2 separate regions of the Homo sapiens genome follow, and region 2 is linked to region 1. Evidence: chromatin loops called from intact Hi-C (ENCODE). Cell type or tissue: mammary epithelial cell. All regions are shown on one strand. Links, peaks and the distances in the headings refer to the core of each region. The heading gives the core; the rest is flanking DNA.

The links. Peaks named below come from ENCODE experiments on the same cell type or tissue, not always from the same donor. Only the 100,000 strongest peaks of a DNase experiment are listed, where the experiment ranks them.
Region 2: it touches region 1 in a loop (1.9-fold over the local background); 1 of 110 quality-filtered maps calls a loop at or near these places.

What each region holds. Positions count from the first base shown.
Region 1 is chr6:90,843,801-90,849,186 of GRCh38, reverse strand. All of the region lies in intron 2 of LOC107986623 (a long non-coding RNA gene), which reads right to left. Among named protein-coding and RNA genes, the nearest start is that of MAP3K7, 260 kb to the right of the region's middle. In mammary epithelial cell, for the core only: a CTCF peak has its summit at 2,193 (motif pointing left); DNase peaks (open chromatin) are centred at 2,176 and 3,456; H3K4me3 peaks cover 158 bases; H3K27ac peaks cover 2,022 bases.
Region 2 is chr6:90,711,955-90,717,340 of GRCh38, reverse strand. The region is part of intron 2 of LOC107986623 (a long non-coding RNA gene); the gene reads right to left. Among named protein-coding and RNA genes, the nearest start is that of MAP3K7, 130 kb to the right of the region's middle. In mammary epithelial cell, for the core only: no CTCF peak of the experiment used is centred there; a DNase peak (open chromatin) is centred at 2,810.

The DNA.
Region 1 (5,386 bases), core at 210-5,209:
AGAATCCCACTCCCTGGGGCTGATATCACTCAAGTATTACTCCGATATAAGCACTTTGTACCAAGCATAAATGACAAATAGATTTAGTCCTCTCAGAAGGTTTTTACAAACTCATTATTGACCTCAAGGGTAGCAGTTTTTAGAAATAACCATCTTAATGCAAATGAAATTCAGGAAATCTCTGCCATTTAGACATGTTCTGTAAGCATCACCCTCTACCAGCCCTACACCCAACTCATGAGCTTTGTGATTTTGCACCATAGTCAGTTTCTCATAAAAATCTAGAACCCCAAGATTAATACAAAATTGACATCAGCATCAGAATTCTTTCAATGTTCTGGGTCTCTTCCACTATGTTTCTTAAATTTCTTCATTAATGTTAACTTTGTTTCTAAATTAATTTTATTTATTTATGTATTTATTTATTTAGACAAAGCATTTCACTGTTAGCCAGGCTGGAGTGCAGTGATGCAACCATAGCTCACTGCAGCCTCAACGTCCTGGGCTCAAGTGATCCTCCCAACACAGCCTCCAGAGCAGCTGAGACTACAGGCACATGCCAACATGTTGGCTAATTTTTTTTTTTTTTTTTGAGATGGAGTCTTGCTCTGTCACCAGACTGGAGTGCAGTGGCGCAATCTCGGCTCACTGCAACCTCCACCTCCCCGGTTCAAGCGATTCTCCTGCCTCAGCCTCCCGAGTAGCTGGGACTACAGGCACATGCCACTACGCCCAGTTAATTTTTGTATTTTTAGTGGAGACAGGGTTTCAGCGTGTTGGCCAGGATGGTCTCGATCTCTTGACCTCGTGATCCACCCGCTTTGGCCTCCCAAAGTGCTGGGATTACAGGCGTGAGCCACCACATCTTGCTGTGTTGCCCAGGCTACTCTTGAACCCCTTGGCCTCCCAGTGTTCTGCAGTTACAGGTGTAAGCCACCATGCCTGGCCCTAAATTAATTTTGAAAGCCGCACTTGCCACAAACTGTAACTTCAGATTCAAACAATATAAAGACCTCAGAGATTCCCAACTTTTCTGGATTTGTTTTGTTTTCAACACATATAGCACTGGAAATTAAATTGACTTTTTTTATTTAAAATCCCAGCACAACTTAAACTGAAGAAAAGAAACTAGTAGTATTCAGGTAACCCAGAAGTCACATTTGCAATGAAAGAAAAAGGAAATTAGTTTGCCCTGCCACATCTAGTTTAATAGTATTTTCCCATACATAAATTAGAGATCAAGAAAAGCAAAGACTGTATGTGGTAGAGATGGATATGCTTCAAGATCTGTGATCTCAGAAACTCTGCTCCAAAAAATTAAGAAGATCTAAAAGAAGCACAAGATATGGGTCTAAAACTATTTATAATATAGATAAAGATGTTAATACAGCTATATAGACATAGCTACATAGACAGCATTCTACCAATGACCTATATTCTGGATTTAAGGTTGTAATTCAGGAACACTTCAAAATGATCTCTAAAAATAAATGGTAACTTTCATGAGTGCTCGTATAATAGCAGTGAAGAGAGTAAAATGTACTATCATTGCTAAGCTAAGGAAGGATTGCCCCAGCAAAGAAGAATGGCTCCTCTGTGCCTCATGAGGGGCTCCTGTGTGATTATTATGTATGATTATATACATAGAGGTGAAGGGTAATGGATAATGCTCTCTCCCAAAACTTGTCATCAGAGCTGCTGTATTAGAAAATTCTGGGTAATTGATCCAAGGGCAGAGATATTTAATCTGGGGCAGCAATGAAGTCAGCCTAAGAGATAAATTAAGGTGTCCTTAGTCTAGTTAAACTCTGTTCAAAATTGCAATTACACTGATGAGAGGATATAGCTTCATTCATTTTCTCAAAGAGCAAATGTGGATATTACTTTTTCCCCATTTGGGAACAAAAGAGAAAGGGAGTCCATACACTCTCTGTAGAGAGATTTCCCACATTTATCTTCTCTTTCTCCATTGGCCATGTTGACAGCAATGATGCAGTAAGAAGCATACATCTCCAAGTTTACATGAAGGGCTAAGTCAAGCAAAGAAGATACTTTTAATTAAGAACCAAATGGTACCTTTAATTATTTCCAATGTTATAAATAGGATGAATAGAGGACCTGTGGCTTAAACAGGAAATCATGATTCAGACAGGTGGTTGCCACATAGCTGTTATGAATTCCTGGAGCCATCTAGAGGGGAAAAAAGGAGAAGAGGAGGAGAGGAAAAAACCAGGACTCACTTTCTGAGCATTAGCATATGATAAGCACTCTGTCTCATGCTTTACACATAGCATGTGCTATTATGGTATGGCTCTACAACATAATTCCAAGAAAAATAGAAAAGCCATTCAAATTTTTAAAAATCAATATAAATGGAAGACTGGTTACATTAAACTGCAAATAACAATTAAGTATAGATGAAAAGGATTTTTTTTAAACAATTTTCAAAGTGATTATTTAATGTACTGATATATAATTGATAGGTTTAGTATTTGGAAGAACTTACTATTTTAAATTGTTAATAGTAAAAATGTGCCATTCCAGTCTGGATTCTGGGAAAGGACAAGCTTTCTAGTTCCAGCCTCTTCAGAGGCCATGTGAATTAAGGCTCATCACTACCAGGTGTTTGCACTTCACTTTAATTGGCACAAAGGTATGTATGGGAGAAAAATTGCCTCTGCAAATATTGCCCACCTAAAGTTTAAAATTCAAAAGCAGTGCTTCTCAAATACTACTATTATAAGGGTCCCCTGAGTGTGCGTGTACATGTGTGTGCATTAAATTCTAATATAGCAGATCTGGTGTGGGACCTAGGATGAGAAAATTTGGCAAATGCCCCTACATCAGATGATTCTGATGTAGGTGGCTGGGATCTTGCTTTAAAAGTATTCACTTGTTATTTAATGGGTGCCATGATAAGATGACATTGGCCATAATTACTCTCATAGTCTGAAGACTGTGTTTCAGGTACAGGAAATTGAACTAGCTCAATCAATGTTGGCTAAATTTATTAATTAATTGACCCAGTGAAATCAAGATTGAAGCAAAAATCCCTGGAAAATATAATCAGGGTTATCAGCTAAGGTATAATGAGCCCAAGTCGTTGTAATCTCAAATTTGGCTGCAGATCCTCCTTATTCATCCACATTTTCACCCTTCTAACCTTTTCAAAAGACCAGCATCTATATAAACTGCTTTTATTAATTCCAACTAGGACAAATTGTTACTTAGCAACAAACTTGGAATCCCCATGCTCTGCAGGGCTGGGGAGGAGTCATCACTACATCAAGAAAGTCAGAAGCTGTCTGCTGCGGCAAGCCACGCCTGTGCCCACAATGCATCATGTCTTTCTCACTCCTTCACTTGGCTGGGACTAGCTGTTCTGTAACATCTTCCCTGTTCTTATTCTTCGCTTCCTGCCTTACTGGCAATTTGAGAATCTGTCTCAACCTGCTGATACCTGTGGGCCAGGTGAAAACTTGCATGCTCTACATTTGGCATGCCATAGCTCTGAAGTTTTCCCAAATCTGTTTCTACAGACAGGAATAGAAATTTCAAGAAATGCATCCTTCCTGGCAAGAATATGTCTGCTGCAATGCCAGAAGAGCCTCCTCCCACTCCCAGCTGACTCCTTTGGACAGCCATAGTCTTCTCTCTCTCTCTCTCTCTCTCTCTCTCTCTCTCTCTCTCTCTCTCTCTCTCTCCCTTTCCCTGATGTCTGCATGCTCATGATTCACTGAGTATGCCCTTCACATTAGCTCTGATGGAAGGTAGGCTTGTGCCCTGAGGAGATAATGGGCCAATCCACCTGAAGAAGTAAGCCCTCTGAATGCCTGAGGCAAATTGGTACCTGCCCAAGAAACATCTCAGCAGTAACATTTGGGCAGTCCCACCCAGTCGAATCAGACACAGTCCTCACATTCCTACTCACATTTTCTTTGCCATTCTCAAACTTCAGAGAAGTGTAATGCACTCCAGCTAAGCTTGTCTGGAAACTCTTTACTTTCATCTTCACGGAAAGAAAAGATTTTTGAAAAGAAAATTTAAATGAAACTTCAATCCTCATTAACCATCCCTCCACAGGGAGCCTACTGGCAATGAATCACAAGACTACCCTGCCAAATGGGAAATGTAAGCTGATGAACTGGATTTGAAATCTTAAAGCCAACCTGGGCTGAGCAGCTCTGGCTTTTGTGGACACTGAAGCCTGCAGCCCATGAGGAGATTCCTCTGTTACACTCAAAAGACAGCTTAGCCAGGCATGGTGGCTCACACCTGTAATCCCAGCACTTTGGGAGGCCGAGGCAGGCGGATCACCTGAGGTCAGGAGTTCAAGACCAGCCTAGCCAACACCATGAAACCCTGCCTCTACTAAAAAAATACAAAAATTAGCCGGGCATGGTGGCATGTGCCTGTAATCCCAGCTACTCAGGAGGATGAATCGCTTGAACCTGGGAGGTGGAGGTTGCAGTGAGCCGAGATCACGCCATTGCACTCCAGCCTGGGCAACAGAGCAAGACTCTGTCTCAAAAAAAAAAAAAGGACACTTTAGCAGGCATGAAGAAAACTTGTCTTTATCATTCTGTCTACTCTTGCTCCAAGACTTATTTGTATTTATCAAGCATTTTTATTTGATTTAAGTAAAGTACATTAATGAGAAAATAAAGTCTTTTCTCACTTCACTTTCTGCACCACCTGAATTTCTGTGCCCTTTGACCTTGCAGTAAATCGCAGTAACATTCAGGAAAGCCAAAGAGTTAAGAAAACTAAGTCTTGATTGGGACATAAAATTTAAAAAAAGAAAAGATTATGCACAGAGATGCAAGGAAGGACAATAATCATATGATATACTTGCACAATATTTACTAATTTTTTCAGAAATTTTACATCTATTGTCCTTCTCAGTGCAATTACATCACCCTTTCTGCTCTGAAATGTTTTTCAGATATTAAAATGCAATTGTAATTATTTCTATAGGAAATAGCAGGCTGAAAAGACCAAACTCCTATATGATTTCTGGTAGTGTTTTTCTCTTATTTAAACTGGATTTAATGAGCAGTCTTCTATGCTCAATAGGGAAACCATAGCAATACTCCTTTCTACAATTACTGATACTGAGTTTCTGCAACCAGTTTTCTCTCTCCTGTTTTCACCAACTCACCATACATACAGTCTTTTCTTTCTCAATCCAGCTTCCTTGCTGCACCCCAAGTTCGCTTTGTCTTCAAAGTTCACACCGACTTTCAGTAATATAGTCTTACTTTAGATACTTTCTCTTTAACAGTAAATGACACTGTTAGATTTTTACATTTATGGTAGACACACAAATTTGGAACTAAATTAATAATTAGAAGAATAAGTGTTACTATTTATTGAACACTTTGAG
Region 2 (5,386 bases), core at 249-5,248, 130 kb after region 1:
ACAGATTTTGCTCCAGTAATTTCAGTTTTCAAAAAGCACTCAAAATAGCTCACTGTACCAACAAGCACTCTTCAGTCCCTTAACTTACTCCAAGACTGGTGGAATCCATCACTGCTGTAGGGGGAAAACGCTTTTGAAATGGAATTGAATATTGGGTGCTGCCTAGCATATCAATGAATCCAATACTGGTTTTTTTCCCCCTTTCCCTTTTTTGTTACTCACCGACTTTTTTTGAGAGGCAAAAACAGGCTAGAAATAAAATTTCCAGGTGCTCTTGCTTCAGCCATTTGCTTCTTGCGTACACCTTAAAGCCCTGGCTGCCTCTGAGCCTCAGTTTCTCCAAGCATAAAATAGAAGGATTTTCCACTCAGCTCTGTTAGAGTAGGATTTATAGTCTCTAGTGAAACCTGCTGTGGAAAGATGCTATAAAAATGTAGAGTGTTCTTTTGATTATGGATCACATCTGCACCAACCAGAAACATTTTTAAAAACAGAAGAAGGACTTAGTGTTCTCCATTCTTCACATTTTTTTTTCTCTAATGAGGTATGGAACTATGTAGACCATAATGACTATAGCTTAAAGTGTAGTTTCAGTTACTATGTAATCTCATAAATCTCTCTTAGCCATAAGTAACAGCTAACCTCTATTTCCTCTGATATTTTATTTACCCTGTAAATCAGTTCTATTCTTTCACTTCACACAAAGGAAGTTGGGAGCCCCAGCTCTCCCAGGAATGTAGAGGTAGGACAAGCCACTTGTGTGTGCCCCTGATCCAGGAGCCTTCCTGCAGGTGGGCCACCCCCTAGATGGAGGGTGTGGAGCCCCATCAATCACTAAGGACAGTTATGCCAGCAGGGTCCTGGGAGGTGAAGAAAATACTGGGCTAAAAATCGCAGCTGCCTGAACTTCTGCAGCTCAACCATCCAGAACAAAGAATGGAATCACAGAAGGGGAAACATTTGCCAAAAACACTTGTTTGGCATCAAAGCGTGTGTCTTCCTCTATTTGTCTTTGCTTTTAATTAACTTCAATCACACAGTACGTGTGTAGACACAATGTGAGCAAACACACAGTGCAGCTTTGCTTCCTCACTGAAGATTTGTCCCAGGTGGGGTGAGGTGCGGTGGCTTCTTTCTTTTCGGAAGCAAGATGCCCAGCAGGTAGGACCAGTGACCTGTTTGATAGGAGTGGTGAGGTTTGATGCCCCCTCTTTTGTCTTCCTCCACCCTTGCCCTGCTCCAAGCGTATGGTATAGAAAGATAGGACATCAGTAGAATTCTAAGAAAAAAGACTTTATGTTAACCTATTTGTCAGGAACACACAGACAACTTTGATTTCAGTCTTTTAATGGAAGGCAAAATTTCCCCTAATCAGTTTAAAAGAGTATCTTTTGGGCATCGGTATAATGAAATACAGTACCCTTTAATTTCTTAGAGGTCATTTGGTGTCCAATTTTACAGACTTCAAAGAAAGGTTTAATCACACATTGAAGAGAAAGGCTTATAATAAAATTATGTACACTCCTCCTTGCTGCAGCTACGGGGAGGTGACGAAAGAAACAAAAGCAGGAAAACAAATTACAGAAAAAAAGGAAAGGTGAGGATGAATAGTGCTGGAGGCAAAAGGTGAATATGAGGTCAAAGACAAGATAGAATAAGTCTCAAAATCTACGTTACTGGAGATTGGTTTTGAGTTAGAATCAGGATGAACTTTGTAGTTAGATACAAGAGCTCCAAATTAAATACCAATAAAAAAAGGAGAAAAGCGGTCTTTTCTTAGATCACATTTTTTTAAGATGCTCTAAATTTTAAGTCAGCTTTGCCTGTAGTATCTAGGTCTACTAGATACCGTGTGTGTGCGCGCGCGCGTGCGCACACATCATAATGGCTTAGAAGAGATAAAACTCTGATTTTCCCCGTAAGTTCAAATCATTGACTCATGCTATTGCTACATGGATAATTTCCAAACCGAGCATTTTCTAAAGACGAAAACAAACCTATGTCTGCACCGCCTAAAAAGCATCCCAGATCACTTTCAGCTTAGTTGTCTCTTACCAAGATAAGAAAATTCTGCTCTGCTTGTCTATCCCACACTGAATCTCGATGATTCACCAGCTCACTCACAGCTGCCAGCTTCTCTATGTTTATAACTCTATATTAAATAATAAGCTAAAGCATACTAAGCATGCTTTCAAAACTACTAGAATTTATCTTTACAACTGCCTAGAAATTGAAGAAAACTCATAGTTTTGCATTATTAAACTGAGATTTGAACCATGGTGCTAGATCTCTCTGTTAAAAATCACAGTTCCGTGTTCATCTTATGATACCAACTTCCTTTGTCTACAGGCCAATTTAAAGAGGATTTTATACTCTTCCCACTTTTCCTGTGTTTAAATGAAGTGCTTCTTTGCATAGTTTTTAAGCTTTGGAAACAACCTGTTTCTTTAGGGCAACAGGGTAAAACTATAATAAGGTACGTCTCAACTGACAGCATTCATTCATTCATTCATTCATTCAATACACTGGCTGAATGAGTGTGTAGGTGTTTGACGCTGATGGGAGATACAAAAATAGGTATTGCGCTGTAGCTATGTCGGATGTCACCACTGAAGGGAGCTGAGGGAAGGATACATGGGACTCTGTACTATTTTTTGCAACTTCCTATGACAAGTCTATACTTATTTCAAAGTTAAAAGTTTAAAAAAAAATACAGTGACCAACTCTCCAGGATTCTATCAGTTTTAGCATTGAAATTACCACATCCTGGAAAACCCCTTTTTAGTACCTGGCAAACTAGGACAGTTGGTTATCCTATAAAATGAATTAGATACTGTCTTTGTTTTTGATGATCTCATATCTGAAGATTCCATAATAAAATTCATGGGGAAAAAACACTACTCAGGCAAAACAATGCATGGCACATGTGTGACCATGCCCACATGTCTCATCTGTGGTAGATATTACTAAAAAATCACAGCTTTTTTTTTCTGAGCTCAGACATAGCCTCATAATCCTTCTCAACCCCATGCTATTCCAGATAGCAACTATCAATGAACTGGAGTTGGATATAGAATTTGCTATCCCTGCATTCTCCTATCATACCAAATAATTTTTCAGGCATTTTTACTTTAATATACAAGCTTAAAAAGAATGTTTCAATTTCCAGGTTATGCTCCAAGCTGACTGGTAAAATAATTATTGAGAGTTGCTATATATGGTTTTGCATTTCTTCTGCAAGATCCTCTCAATGTTGTGCAGAGTATCCCAAGATTTATTTGATCACATTTAAAATCACAATCCTTCTTGTAGATGGCTTTAAATTACAAGCTGTTTCTGTAAGATATACACATACAGCAGTAAATTATTTTTTTCAATGAAAATGGTGCTAGAATTTCACACTACATGACTTGTAAAACAAATTTGCAAAATATGTGCACCGTCCCTTCAGACTCTGTATATTTTTTAGAAAAAAACTACATATAGGCTCACGCACACATTCTTTTTGTACTTTCTCTTTCTTCTACCTATCTTTCAGGCAAATGAATGGGCAAATAACATCTACTCCAATTCTGTTAAGTACACTTGTACTTACTAAGAAGAGAGAAGGCTCTCATTCTGATATACATATACTGTTCCAGACTCAAATACGGCTCTGTAACATCTTTGAACACTTAATGCAGGAGAGCATTAAAAGGTTTTAGAGTCATACTGGGCTGTGCTAAAAGACTGGCCCTGCAAATTTCTAGCTATATGACCTTAATCTCTCTGAGACCCAGTTTCTTCACCTATAAAATCATTTAAGTGGTCTCATTGGGTTACTGTGGAATTCAATAAGAAAAAGTGCTTAAAATACAATGTATGGTAAATAATAGCATTCATTTATTTTGTTATATTATTATTACTTTAGTTACCATCTTTGGTTTTCAATAATAATTAAAATCATAACTTACATTAGTAGGTCATTAGAAATTATTTTGGGATTTTAATATCCTTTTTTGATTATAATTATTTCTGTTATACTTCTAGGACTAGTGCTTATATGCCACACAAATATCAATTATTTCAGTAAATATTTGTAAATGTCTGATCAACATTCAAACTGTATATATACCACTGAAGCACTGCTATTTAGCAATTGTGTCACTATTGAGAGAGTGTACACCCATTGCCATAATGGGACCAATTGTGAAATAAATTTAATTTTAATTAAAAGATAATTGATTTTCCTATTCTAAACTATCAAAGTTTGAACTGTCTAATATCTCAGAACCACTTAAGTGGTCAACATTTAGGTGACAACACTCACCTTCAACTTTTAAATTTTTACATTAAACTAGCAGAAACAAGATTTTTAAAGAAATGAAATAGTAAAGAATTGGAATTTTTCCCTCTTAATTTTTTAAACATGCCCAAGACCCAGAAGATTTTCCATAAATGCTACTGCCAACTGGCTGAAAGGCAAATATCACTGTATGGAAACTGTACCCGTTAAATTCATATATTTGGTAAATGATGTAATTTCTAGGTTATTTAATTCATTAAATCACAAAATGTTCAACAGTGTGATGGGAGTGCATATTTGAAGCTGGTTGCCTTTGATCTCATAAAGTATTGGAGTTTTATAACTATACACATATATTTTTAACAGAGTTTATCTCCCCAGTAGTCTATTTGGTTTAATTGAGAATATTGAGTTGGGAAGAGGTTCTAAAATTATGATTCAATCACAAACCTCAATTATTAATTTGACAATGATCTTAAACAGCACATATACAAATGCTACAAAGACAATTTACAGATGAACAGACAGGCTAAGTCAATCTGATCGTGTAGGCATGAAATTTTCCCTCTAACTTGCACTCCGTTGAAAAAATCAAAGCAAGTCCTGGAATTACTGTTGCATTGGTTTCCGTCAACCCAGTTTCACAGTGTCCAGTCATTCTGTGTGTTCTATATTCAGTGCAGCTGTTGTTGTGGCTCTTGAGATGTTAGACTCACTAATAAGTTATTTTCCAGTCTTTTGGCAAGAATGAGGCTATAAGACAAATGGCTTGTCTCGATGTGTTCCAGCTGGAAGTAAATACGTTTTTCCATTGAAAAACAGGTCATTGCCTGAAGGTTTCCAAATTTTGCCTAACTGAGCACTGGATTAGGAGTTAGTAAGGAACCCAATGGTTTTACGCGATTAAGGAAATAGAGGGGCGTAGTGATCCAAGCCCCAGGAAGAAGCGAAGAACTCTTCATTTCAGTCCCAGGTTTCCTTGCTAACACATTTTACAACCTTGAAAACACCACTTAGCCTTTGGCTGTGCTTCCTTAGCTATAACCCTAATTATTTAATATTTGTTGAATACTCATAAAGAACTGGTTCCTGAAGAGAACA